3 separate regions of the Mus musculus genome follow, and regions 2 and 3 are each linked to region 1. The links are chromatin loops, found by intact Hi-C in ENCODE. Cell type or tissue: heart. All regions are shown on one strand.

Region 1 (4,000 bases):
TTGCAAGCCTTTGATCCCAGCATTCTCGAAGCAGGCACATCTGAGCTCCAGGCCAGTCCATGCTACGTGGTCAGACACCAGTCCCTGTCCCACCCCAAGAGGGATGGTTGCCACTGAGGGGCATGGACTTAAATTCAGTAATCAGCTTGCCTCTGAGAAAGCATGACAACCAACAAGACAAAGGACTGGAGCATGTACAGAAAAAGCCCCTCCTTCTGGCAGAGCCTCCCTCCTCTCCCTCCTGCCACTTGCTCACACCTCAGCCTCCAAAAGAAGCAAGACGTTGCTGCTGGCTTCTCCACGGCTCAGACATTTAGCTTGTCATAACAACCATCCCAAACAGAGTCTCCTCAGCCAAAGTGGTTCCCTAGCGAGATGGCTGTCTCCCGTGAATAAATACAGCCAGGCCTTGCTCCACTGAGGGAGAAGACGTCTAGGCCTGTAGAGGAGCATCCTCTGAAATAAAGGTGTGAAGTCTACACTGTAAGTCCACCTGTCCTGGAGCATCTATCCTCCTCCTCCTAGCACCTGGAACCAAGCAAGGCATGGTTAAGAAATCATGTCTACCTGGTAAGTCTCAGGAAAGTCATCTCTATTTTAGTTTGGTGGCAACTGGAGTTTAATAAATTTAAAATGTCTGGCTCGTATTTATAAAGCACCATGTTTCCACACAGCGAAACCACAGCAGCGTTCACCAGCCAGACACCAGACTAAACACCTCAGAACTCTCTGCTGTTGCTTTCTCATTCATGGTCCCTACCTTTCCGAGTGTATGTCTGCACCACCAATTCCCTCAGTTTGTGATAGCCTGGCTCTACAAGCAACCCAGCTCCTTAGCTAGCTTCCCAGCCTTGCTGTCAAGCCTTTTGTAAGCTTCGCCCAGGGCTCACCAGCTTCCTCCTTCTCGCTCCACTTTCGCCCTCATACCAACTTCAGCAACACCCAACAGTCTCGAGCTTCCCAGAGCGGTATTTAGACAGCCTCAGGCCAAAGAGTGAGGAACAAAGAGCAGCTGCTCCGGGCAGCAGCTGGAAAGAGTGGTGAGGGCAGCTAGGGACTCCAGGAGGCAGCCCAGACAGTCCCAGGGCAGCCCAGCCTGGAGAGCACCAGTCTAGGGGAATACCCTGAGGTCCCCAAACCACGCTGCCAGAACCTTCCTGCCCTGTCCCATAACACCTGGGCGGTGGCGACAAAGTGACGGAGACTCCTGGAAGAGGACATGGTGGCAGGCACAGGCGATCGAGAGAGAGAGTCCCCGCGAGCAACGACCCCTCCTTCCCGCCCCAGCCCGCGCACCTGGACCAGGTGGCCACCCTGCTCCCTCAGGGCGCTCTCGAGGACTCGGCTGCGGGCAGGCTCCGGGGGCTGGAACCGCTGCGACGCGAGACTTCACTCCTCCATCCTGGGAGCCGGCAGCACGTTGCAGTCAGCAGTGCACTTCCTGTTTCAAAGAGAGCGAGAGAGAGTGTGTTGGCAGAGGGGCCGTGGAACAGCCAGCAGCCGCGGATGGAGCGAGCAAGCGAGGGGCAGCGGCTCGCACTCGCACAGGCAGCCATCCAGCCAGCGATTGCACGCCGGGGTCCGCGGCCACCCGGCTCGCTTGCCCCGATCCGGCCTCCCCCTGCCGGCCGCAGGTCCAGCCCCAGCTGCAGGACGCACCTCCCTGCGCAGACTTCACGCTCAGGCTCCCTGGGGTGGGCAGCGGGCACTTGGCCTTCGCCTCCCCGCTGCCTCACCTCCCTACCCTGCCTCCGCCTCCCAGGAGAAGAATCACCTCCGGGAAGGTATAAAGACCAGAGCCTTGCCAAGGGAAAGGAGGCAGCGAGTATGCAAATCTGGGAAGTTAGCAGCCACATCCCAGCAGATCCACGCGCAGCAGGGAGCTTCAGGATAGGAAATTACTTGTCTTGTGCCTAGCTGACTCAAAAGAGAAGCGTGTGCACAGCTACCGCAATAGAGCTGTCACGAAATGGGGGAAGGGGGTGGGGGTGAACCCTGCAAATATTGAGTTCCTCCTAGGGTCTCTCCATTCAGATCAAGGGGATCACCAGCCCATTTACCATATACCAATCCTCCCCGAGAAGGAAACCCTCAACTTTTCTTCCACATGATTATGAATCACAGAAAAGTTGTAAGTTCTGAGGTGACGTTCAGTTTGGTCAAAGTCCAACTTACTTTCCTTTTTTGCTTTTTTTTTTCCAATGTATTTATGGCGGGGGAGGTGGGCGGCGCACGCGGAACGCGGTGTATGTGTGGTGGTCAGAGGACAACCGGCTGAAGTCAGTTCTCTCCTTCCACCTCATGGGTTCTGTGGTTCTAACTTAAGTGGTCGGGCTTGATGACAAGTGCCTTTACAGGCTGGCACCGACTTAAAAGTAAATTCAGAGTACTAAACTAAGGCGCACGAGGAGGGGTGGGGTGGGGCACGCAGCGGGAGATGACTCAGCAGTAAAGGCACTTGTCACCAAGCAGAGGACCCACATGGTGGAAGAAGGGAAAGCCAATTCCCACAATCTATCCTCTGACCTCCATGACTGCAGCAGCACACAAGTGCCCACAAACATGTAAATAAATATTCTTTTTTTAATTTGTAAAAAAGTAAACAGGTGGCTCAAAATCTACCAAAGGCAAGATCTCACCAACTCCCAGAGTTGGCCAGAGTTTGCAACGTGCCTGCCCCTGTACCTGGAACTATCACACAGCAGATGACTCCTTGTGGCATCAACCTGTTAGTTTAATTAAGTTGCTCTTGTTTCTAAACAGAACAGAAACAACAAACTATGATTATTCTATATATATTTTAAAAAGCTAAATTCTGACAGTAAGAGGAAACTGTTGCAAATTCAGGTCCTATTCAGTGTTAAGCGCCTCAGTCTTAAGACCAGCTAGGTCTTAGCGGTTTCCCAACAGCTCTATAAAAACCTTGCTCCCATATTCCCAGATGAGGAAACAGGGTCAAGAAGTTAAGTAACTGGCCCGATGTCTCAGCTACAGAGTGGTCCACTGGAGAGCTGAATCCAGGTTTTTGCTAAGTATAAAATCTGGGTCATTTCCTCTATGTTCTGAATTCCTAGGACAATAGTGAGTTCTAGGGGAGAAGTCAAGGCCAGAGACCATCTGGGATCCATCCCTTGTCTCAGAATGGTCCTGTTATTTACAGGCTCCCACTGTGAGGGAGCTGGGTTTTTCACCCAACTGATTTTGCAAGGACCTTGATGACTAAGGGGAATGGGGGGCATGGGGTGCACTCATCCAGGAACTGTACTGCCTCCGTCAGCCTCTTCAGAGTTACTTAGTAGCAAAAGTTCAACAGGTTTTGATGGCCACTCAAATGCCAAGGGACAAAGTCTGTCCAGTGCAGAACCTAACGAGCTAATATCTGTCCCACGGATTGCTTTCTGTCTAACAAGGCAGGTTTAAGAAGGCAAATGCTGCTTGCAAAAACACAAATGCCTGCCTGAAGTTTTCAGGAAAATGACTGGCCATTCCCCATTGGCCATTTCCTTCGTTAGCACCTACTTGACATTCATCTGTCCGTAGCATGTAGCTGCTACCCTCCAGACACAGGCTAAGAAATGGAACATATCTTTAAAAGTCAGGAGTCTTGGCAATAAGGACATTCTAGACACCTACACAGAACACAATCCTCATCTCTCTGGCCCCACCCTTCCCCTTCACAAGATAGAGGGGCACAGACCTGAGCTGTATGTAGATGACATAAATGAATTCAAGTTTGGCAGAGATAGGGCAGAGGCCTCAAAAATCAGTGACCCTCACCCTAGTCTGCAAATTATCTACAAATCTCCTGAAGGGCTCTGAATCCATTTAGGTCCTGCTCTGCCCACCAGTATCCCACGGCCGGACCCAACAATGCTTTTGACAAACGGAATGCTTCTTCCCAAAGGGCTCACAAAGTCCCCAATCAGAAGGAAAGCCAAGGAAAGCCTCAGCTCAAAACTTCCTGCAGTTTTTAACCTGCCAATAATCACCCGCTTCAAAG
Region 2 (4,000 bases), 62 kb before region 1:
TGTTACATTTAACAATCTGTTGTACTTGGTGTTCTTAGACTCCCTATGAGCCACACACGAATCCAGTCCCAAGGTGTCCTGAGTGTCCTGCCCTTTGTAATTAAATGTTAGATGATGCAGGTCGGTCATCCATTTAAGGGAGACTTTGAAAAGCCGAAAGCCAACCAACAGCCCTTGTACGGTACCTCTAAATGACAACACAGGTCATTTAGGAGAAGACAAACTCAAAAGCTGACCTGTCTCCCTAAGATTCTTACGGGGAGGACCTACCCATGACCCAACATCAATTTCCAGCAGCAGGAAGAGGGTGGAGTCCCAGCATAATTCTTGTCCTGATCATACACTGCTGCTGGGCCCAGGCAAGGTCGCCACATGTCTCCAAGCCTCAGATCCCTCATGTGTGGAGAAGCAGCCTGGATAGATGGACCTGTAGGCACCTTCATGGCTCAAACTGTTAAAATTTAGTTTCTACTTAGAAATCCAAACTCCAGTGTGTCCTAGCAAAGCCTTCCGTCCCACCGAAAGGTTGAGTGAACAGGGCTGCCTCCGAGTTTTCGTACCACATCACCTGCAGTTCACTGGTGTGAACACACTAGGATATAACTGTTGTTCACTCAACGAACTGAGCCACTTCAGAGGAGAGAACGTGTCTTACTGGTCTCTGCATATTTAATTATCTGTTTCTGGCTGATTTGGATACAAGACGCATGATCAATGGCTATAAAATAAATTCTCTGAATTACGGTGTCAAAAATTCATTGGGCATTTCCCTTTGTTGGGTGAAATGGGGGCTGGTACTATATTCTAAGGATTTACCAACATTCTCATGAAACATTTTTAAGTTAAATGACAGGGGTCTCCTGTGGATGATAGAGGTTAATGAAAAATTTGTATATTCTAAGTAGCAAGTCCACATGAATGACACAGAAACAACCTGTTCCCGGTGTGTAAGGTCCCAGGACCTCTGGTGAACCACTACTCTGTGACTCACCTGGGAGAGCTGTCACCTATCACTCACTCCCTCTGCTCCTCTGTATGTGGGCACAAATCCCACCACGGTCATTTTTTTTATTAGGTATTTTCCTCATTTACATTTCTAATGCTATCCCAAAAGTTCCCCATACCCTCCCCCCCTCCCACTTCTTGGCCCTGGCATTCCCCTGTACTGAAGCATATAAAGTTTGCACGACCAATGGGCCTCTCTTTCCACTGATGGCCGGCTAGGCCATCTTCTGATACATATGCAGTTAGAGACACGAGCTCCGGGGGGTATTGGTTAGTTCATATTTTTGTTCCACCTACAGGGTTGCAGATCCCTTTAGCTCCTTGGATACTTTCTCTAGCTCCTCCATTGGGGGCCCTGTGATCCATCCAATAGCTGACTATGAGCATCTACTTCTGTGTTTGCTAGGCCCCGGCATAGTCTCACAAGAGACAGCTATATCTGGGTCCTTTCAGCAAAATCTTGCTAGTGTAACACCACCACGGTCATTTTTAACAATTCAACTGTTCAGAAGAGTGAGCTCAGTGGGGCAGAACCTGGAAAAAACTAAATCCCTTGGAGGGAGGGAGAGAGGCGGGTGGAAAGGTCTGGGGAAATCAGAAATGTTTTTAACAAAGCGGTGTAATTCAAGAAGGGAGTTACATGAGGCCGAGGCAAACAGGGAAGGGGTAAAGATGTCTTTGGCCTGAACATGTTTTGTTTTCAAGTTCTGAAACAAAGGCTTAAGCTGTACGTGTCTGCTCTTCTGTATTTATTCTTCTGGCTCAGTTCATCCCTGGCGATTAGGAACCAAAGTGGTAAAAAAAAAAAAAAAGCTGTTGCTGGCTCTCTGGCCTCAGAGCAGAGTGGCAGACAGGAAGGCTGGCACCTGCAGGATGGATGGGAGGCCTTGGAGACCCTTTGTGTTCCCAAGGCTAGGTCACGGCAGCCTTTCCACCTGAGCAGATGCTGGCAGGTTGGGCTGGAGGTGTGGGTTACTCACAGGGTGTTTCTTGTAACACAACACCCGAGTTCAGCCGAGCAGGGCTTCCCTCAAACCTGCTCCCTGTCCACTTGAACCCCCACAGATCTGCACAAAAGAGCTGTTGACAGGTAGAAGGCTCGGGCAGGAAAGGCTAAGCTGGAAGTCCTAGCCAGTTAGGCAGAACCGAGATGACTCAGCAGGCTGGGGCTTTGACCCTGAACTGGGGGGAGCTCTACCCAAGTGCCTGCTACAGATGCTTGTGCACAGACTGGTCTAAACCCAGAGCCCATCTGAAGACAGCAAGTAGCGCAACCTGGCACAATACACAGACAGGTTTTCCTCATGAGAGTCAGCCCTTGGTCCTGGGTAGCAAGCAGCTAGCTACCAAGGTTTGGCAGAGAACATCAGCCAAAAGCCCAGGCAGATACCCAGCCAGTGGCTGTCCTGTCAGACTGTGGTCCTGAGACAGGACTCGGATGCCAAGAACAGCGGAGGTGGGGGTGAGGGGTCTGTGTGGTTACACACAGTAACTTCCAAAGCTGAGCTGTCAGCAATGCCGGGCGGGCGTCATGAACTGGCCTGGGCGATGACAGCAGCTGATGTCTATGCTTTTCAGCAGCCGGGATGAGCTTGCTCCTGGCTGCCGGCCGCCATGCAATTTACTCTGCGTGTGTTTAATGTAAAATTCACCTCTGGGCTGCCGTGGTCACCTACAGATGCCCACCAGCAGAACAATCTAAGCCTTTTATGAAAAGCAATCTTTCCTCTCGTGGTTTAGTCACACAGGGATTAATTATTAAAAGGGGCTTGGAACATGGCAGTGTAAACATCCGGGGAGGAGAGGTCTGTGACTAGGAAGCTTCCAGCCCTGGCTGAATCTGCGAGCGGGACTTAACAGGGCTCTGCGCTCCCCTAGGAGAGAGACCTGAGGGGTATCCCTGAAGGAATCCACCGCTGCTTCTCTGCCCACTCTCTTCACTAACTAGGCAGGGCTATGGAGGCCCTCCCTGCCTGTGGACTTTGTGTTGCCTGAGGGTTGTAGGTGGCTCTCCCTGTTGGTAGCCTGCCAGTTTCTGCTGCCCCGCTGAGACAGGGAAAGAGTACTTAAGTCCACAAGGTCCAGTCTATAGGAAGTAGCATCAGTGTTTAAAATGGCCGGGGGGGGGGGGGGGGGAGTAGGGGATGTGGCTAACAATCAGCTGATCCTTGTCCTCATTGGTTCTGAATGTGGACTGGGGTTCATACCTCCTCTCTTCTATCTTTTTTACAGTTGATATTCAAGACAGATGTGCAAAACCATGGTGAAAGGGAAGCTTAATAATTTGCTTGGTCTTATTTGAGAGTGGATAGTTTACCACTCTCCACCAAATTCTTGGGAAGATAGTCAAAAAAACATCCAGGAAATGCTGTTATCTATCCATCCATCTACCCATCCATCTAAATGTGTATGAGTATTTCGTCTGCATGTGTATCTATGTACTAGGTACAGGACTATTACCTGCAGAGGTGAGGAGAAGCCATTCGCTTGCTTAGAACTCTGTTACTGACAGTTGTGAGCTATCACAAGGATGCTGAGACCTGAACCCATGTCCTCTGGAAAACCAAACCGCTCAAGACACCTCTCCAGCCCGTGAGTGATGAGTTCTTAACACAAATATCACCAACGATTTAGCACATGGACATGGGATTCTGATCCCACACAAAGTTTCTCCCTGATGTTTTATGTGCCACGGGAGGAGAGGATGTGAGGTAGGGGCTGCTGCTTTCTGAAGCAGAGAGGAATCTACAGGCATCGTGACACTCTCCACAAATTCTTCCTGTCTCACAACCTAACATTTCAAACTACCATTCCTTTAGAATGAGTTATTTAAAACTTCAATATATGAAAAAGGTAGCTATGGGTGGAAGATGACCCACAAGGCTAACAACAGTCAGTACAGTGCAGGTCATTATCTTATTTCAGCCTTAAACCCTGCAAGTTCCCTGTGACATCAGTGTGAAGGGAGAATTCGTCCTGCAACAGAAGTGTGCTG
Region 3 (4,000 bases), 69 kb before region 1:
GTTCCAGGATAGCCAAGACTACACAGAGAAACCCTGTCTCAAAAAAAAAAAAAAGTACTTATTAAGAAAAAGCATTTAGAAATAAGATCTGGACAGACTTTTTTCCTTATCTACATAGCTAGTATTTTCTCTAACACCATCAAAGGTCTTAGAGTGGAGGATACAGAACAGGAATTTACATGAATAAATAACTGACAAGTTATAAGAGCAAATTAATATACTATAAAGTCACATTAAAATCAAGTATGATAGTAACTCTAACAAAGTTAACAGTAAACCCGTGAGAGGCAAAATACACTGGACAGTTGAGGCGATGATGATTCAACTCAGGCCACTGCAATAAAACACCCAATAATGAGAGCTGTCTTGAGCAAAGGAGGGGGCCTGGCCTCATAAAGACTGCATCTCATGGGAACCAGGAGAATGGAGAGATGGGTTTTAGAACATTCAAGAGTCCAGTGGTTTGCTGTAGTTCCTCAGACCCCCAGAGAGTGGTGAGGGGTAAACTTCTGGAAAATTTAAGGATACAGGGATATTTTCCAGGAGTCAGGCACCGGAAAACAGTGGAGAGAAAAGGATAGAGACGGGAGAATGGATGTTTGTTTGATTTTTCAGGTTGGACAGCTAACACACTAAAGTAGAGAGAGACTTGGGTGGAGCTAACATGACTATTCAAAGTGAACTAGAGAAAGACCCACAAACTAGTCAACATGTGCCCGATGAGATGCTCAGGGAGACACAGGCAAGAGCAGACCCAGGGTCATCAGCATCCAGAGGACATGGCAGAACTGGGCAAAGGAGGGCTATGGAAGGAGTTAGAGAAGGCGCTCGGAAGGGGCCAGTCGGAAGGGGCCATCATGAAACCCAGGAACTGGCTCCAGACACATACGGCAGGATGTGCAGGTGAGAGCCCACTGACAGCAAGCTACACTTCGAGGCTTCGCAACAAACGAAACCTGGCTCAGGCAGGTCAGGCCCAAACCCAAACTTGAATATTTGCTTCTTCCAACTCACCTGGATGGAAAAGCCTAGCTTGGGCTGCAGCAAGGAGTGGAAGGCAAAAGCCACACTTTTAGGCAAGGGAAGGAGTTAGGTGGGAGAAGCTGACAGAAGCTGAGAAAGGGCAGAGGCATCAAATTATACACACAAACACATTCTGACTGGGGGTGTGCACAAGCGCGCGCACGCGCACACACACACACACACACACACACTCACACTCACAGTTTGTTTAACCTTCACACCTTTACGAAGGGATAAAGATGAGAGAATTCCTACCCCTGTGAAAGTTCCCTTTCCAGTGTTTGTTTTCCCTTTACTACCCGGGCAAACATTAACTTTGCTAACCACCATCTCGCTCACCCAATCGTAAAACCTTAAAGGGTCCTTCTCTGTAGTCGAAGGGGGGAGAAAAGGGTGAGTTGTAATTCCCACCTCTCCTCCCCAACACACACACACACACACACACACACACACACACACACACACACACACACAGAGGAGCAGCTCTGTGAATATCTTATAATGCAGACAGGGTCAGGCTCTCCCACCAGGCCAAAGTCTCTGGGAAGGCTAAACATCCAGAGAACTCAAGTTAGATCTCACTGGAAGGAAGAAAGCATGAAAGGAAATGTTTGCTCTTTCTAAGGGGAGTGTCAGCAACAGTGGCCGGATTTACTCTATGTCCTTGGTCACAGTGGGGTCGGGGGTGGGGGAATGAGGCAGATAGACTGCAGGCATCTTCACAGGGCAATCTTCAATTGTTAGCCCCCTCCCCCCAAACCACTCCCCTCCACCTCTAAGGGAGCCAAGAGTCTCATTTAGAACTTGGCATACTTAGGACTTTCTTTTAAGTCTGCTTTGCAAAATAACATTTCCTAAATTAGTGTTTCTCCAAAGACGAACCACGAGAGCCCATACACGTTCTCTGCTGCTTAGGGAATGGAAAAGAAAATGAGGTATTAAGAGAAAATATTTCTACCTGTTGCTTTTAGTTACGGGGCCACTGGTTCCGCAAGCAATCCTTTACCAGGCTGCAACTATCACCTCTGCCCCAAGGCTCCTTGCTGTCCTCAGTGCTATATGAGGAGTCGGTGCCGCTTAAGTGACTCAGGTTGGGAATTCGCTAATGTCACAATCACCGGCAGAAGAAAAAGCAGGCCTGAGTTTGCACAAGCACATGGAGAGACAGGGAGGCACAGACGTCAATTACAGGCCTCCCCTGGATGCTGTCATCGACCAACCTCAGCAAGCTTCCTGCCCCATCAGATCTGACTTAATTGCTTTTCATTCCTGCTGTGGAAAAGCAGACACTGAGCTGGCTCCTGCCGTCCCAGGCAGCAATATGGCAGACTCTCGCACACCCCTGTATACTGCAAAGAAGCACAGCCAGGTTTTAAGGAAATACTAAGAAGCAGGTTGATAGTATTTTTCCATTGGTTTAAAAATAAAGCATTCGATGCTTTGAAGGAAAAAAAAAAGTGTCTCAGAATTATGGAACAGGAAGCAGCAGCTGGACAGAGCAGCCTTCATTTCCTCTGAGAGCCACCGAGGAACTCTCCATTGAGACAAAAGCAATGCTGAGGTTAGCCCTATTCTACCCCACAACAGGGTGCCAGAGCTGGATGCAATGTGGCTGGTCACATCAAAAATTACTGCACACCGTCACTCCTGCAGCTTCAGGGCCCCAGCATGAAGCTGCCCGTCCTCCCCCTACAGTCTGCCTCCTGCTCACTCTGGAGGCATCAGGAGCCAGGCTTCCGGCAGTAGCCTGGAACACACTGAAGCCTAGCCTGATTTCCAAGCTTCTTGCTGCTACCCAGGGTTACAGCTGAGGCTCTCAATCTCACTGTACCTCAGTTCTCTCCTCTGTGAAATGGCAGTGAGGTCACCTACTTCACAGAGTAATAAAGTCACACTGAAATAACAGACTAGAATAACAGTAATATACACTCTTAATACTACAGGGGCTTCCTAGTTTCAATACTTCCACAAATGATATCATTTCATTTGAGCCTTAACTGATACACAGGATGGGGAGTAACGGTGCAGCATCACCACCACCATCATCACCACCACTACCATCATCACCACCACCACTACCACCATCATTATCACCACCACCATCATCATCACCACCACCACTACCATCATCACCACCACCACTACCATCATCATCACCACCACTACTACCACCATCATCACCACCACCATCATCATCACCACCATCATCACCATCATCATCATCACCACCACCACCACCACCATCATCATCACCACCATCATCACCATCATCATCATCACCACCACCACCACCACTACCATCATCACCACCACCACTACCATCATCATTACCACCACTACTACCACCATCATCACCACCACCACCACCACCACCACCACCGTGGTCAGAAAACTGTGTCCCAACTCCTCAGCAAGAGTCCAAGTCAGAGGCTGGGAGGTGATTCTGAGAGTAAAACTGCTTGGAGTAAGTGAAGAGATCTAAAGTCAATTTTCCCAGCACCCATGTAAAACGCTGGGTCTGATGTCAGACAAGACTGTAATCCCAGTGGGATGGAGTAAAGATGGGGTTCCTTGGGGCTTACAGTACTAACATAGCTGGAGATTCAGTGATGGACGCCATTTCAAGAAAATAACATAGAGAACAACAGAGCAGGACACTCCGTATCTTTCTCTGGTTTTACATGTAGGCATGCACACACACACACACAAAGGTAGGCATGCACATACAGATATACATACATACACATATACGCAGGAAGGCATGTACATTCTCTCCCTCCCTCTCTCTCTCTCTCTTTCTCTCTCTCTCTCTCTCTCTCTCTCTGTCTCTCTCTCTCTCTCCTACACCCACACCCACACAGAGAGGCAGCCGGCATGCACACACAACTTCAAGCCATCTGAAATGCATCTGGCAAGACTTGAGTGCCAGGTATGGGGTGGCAAATTATGAAAGTCACTTATACTTCAGCCTGCACTC

The links. Peaks named below come from ENCODE experiments on the same cell type or tissue, not always from the same donor. Only the 100,000 strongest peaks of a DNase experiment are listed, where the experiment ranks them.
Region 2: it touches region 1 in a loop (1.8-fold over the local background); 2 of 42 quality-filtered maps call a loop at or near these places.
Region 3: a loop joins it to region 1, with 1.8 times the contacts of the local background. A loop is called at or near these places in 3 of 42 quality-filtered maps.

Annotation. Positions count from the first base shown.
Region 1 is chr5:105,729,671-105,733,670 of GRCm38, reverse strand. Lrrc8d (leucine rich repeat containing 8D) reads right to left here. Exons shown (of 3, transcript NM_001122768.1): 2 at 1,297-1,441. Among named protein-coding and RNA genes, the nearest start is that of Gm42166, 27 kb to the right of the region's middle. In heart, a CTCF peak has its summit at 1,617 (motif pointing left); DNase peaks (open chromatin) are centred at 1,040, 1,540, 2,330 and 3,130; H3K4me3 peaks cover 1,876 bases; H3K27ac peaks cover 1,270 bases; H3K27me3 peaks cover 2,483 bases.
Region 2 is chr5:105,791,450-105,795,449 of GRCm38, reverse strand. All of the region lies in intron 2 of Lrrc8d (leucine rich repeat containing 8D), which reads right to left. Among named protein-coding and RNA genes, the nearest start is that of Zfp326, 83 kb to the left of the region's middle. In heart, no CTCF peak of the experiment used is centred here; DNase peaks (open chromatin) are centred at 2,349 and 2,933; H3K4me3 peaks cover 1,409 bases; H3K27ac peaks cover 927 bases; H3K27me3 peaks cover 805 bases.
Region 3 is chr5:105,798,685-105,802,684 of GRCm38, reverse strand. The region is part of intron 2 of Lrrc8d (leucine rich repeat containing 8D); the gene reads right to left. Among named protein-coding and RNA genes, the nearest start is that of Zfp326, 76 kb to the left of the region's middle. In heart, no CTCF peak of the experiment used is centred here; DNase peaks (open chromatin) are centred at 2,274 and 2,604; H3K27ac peaks cover 331 bases; H3K27me3 peaks cover 1,178 bases.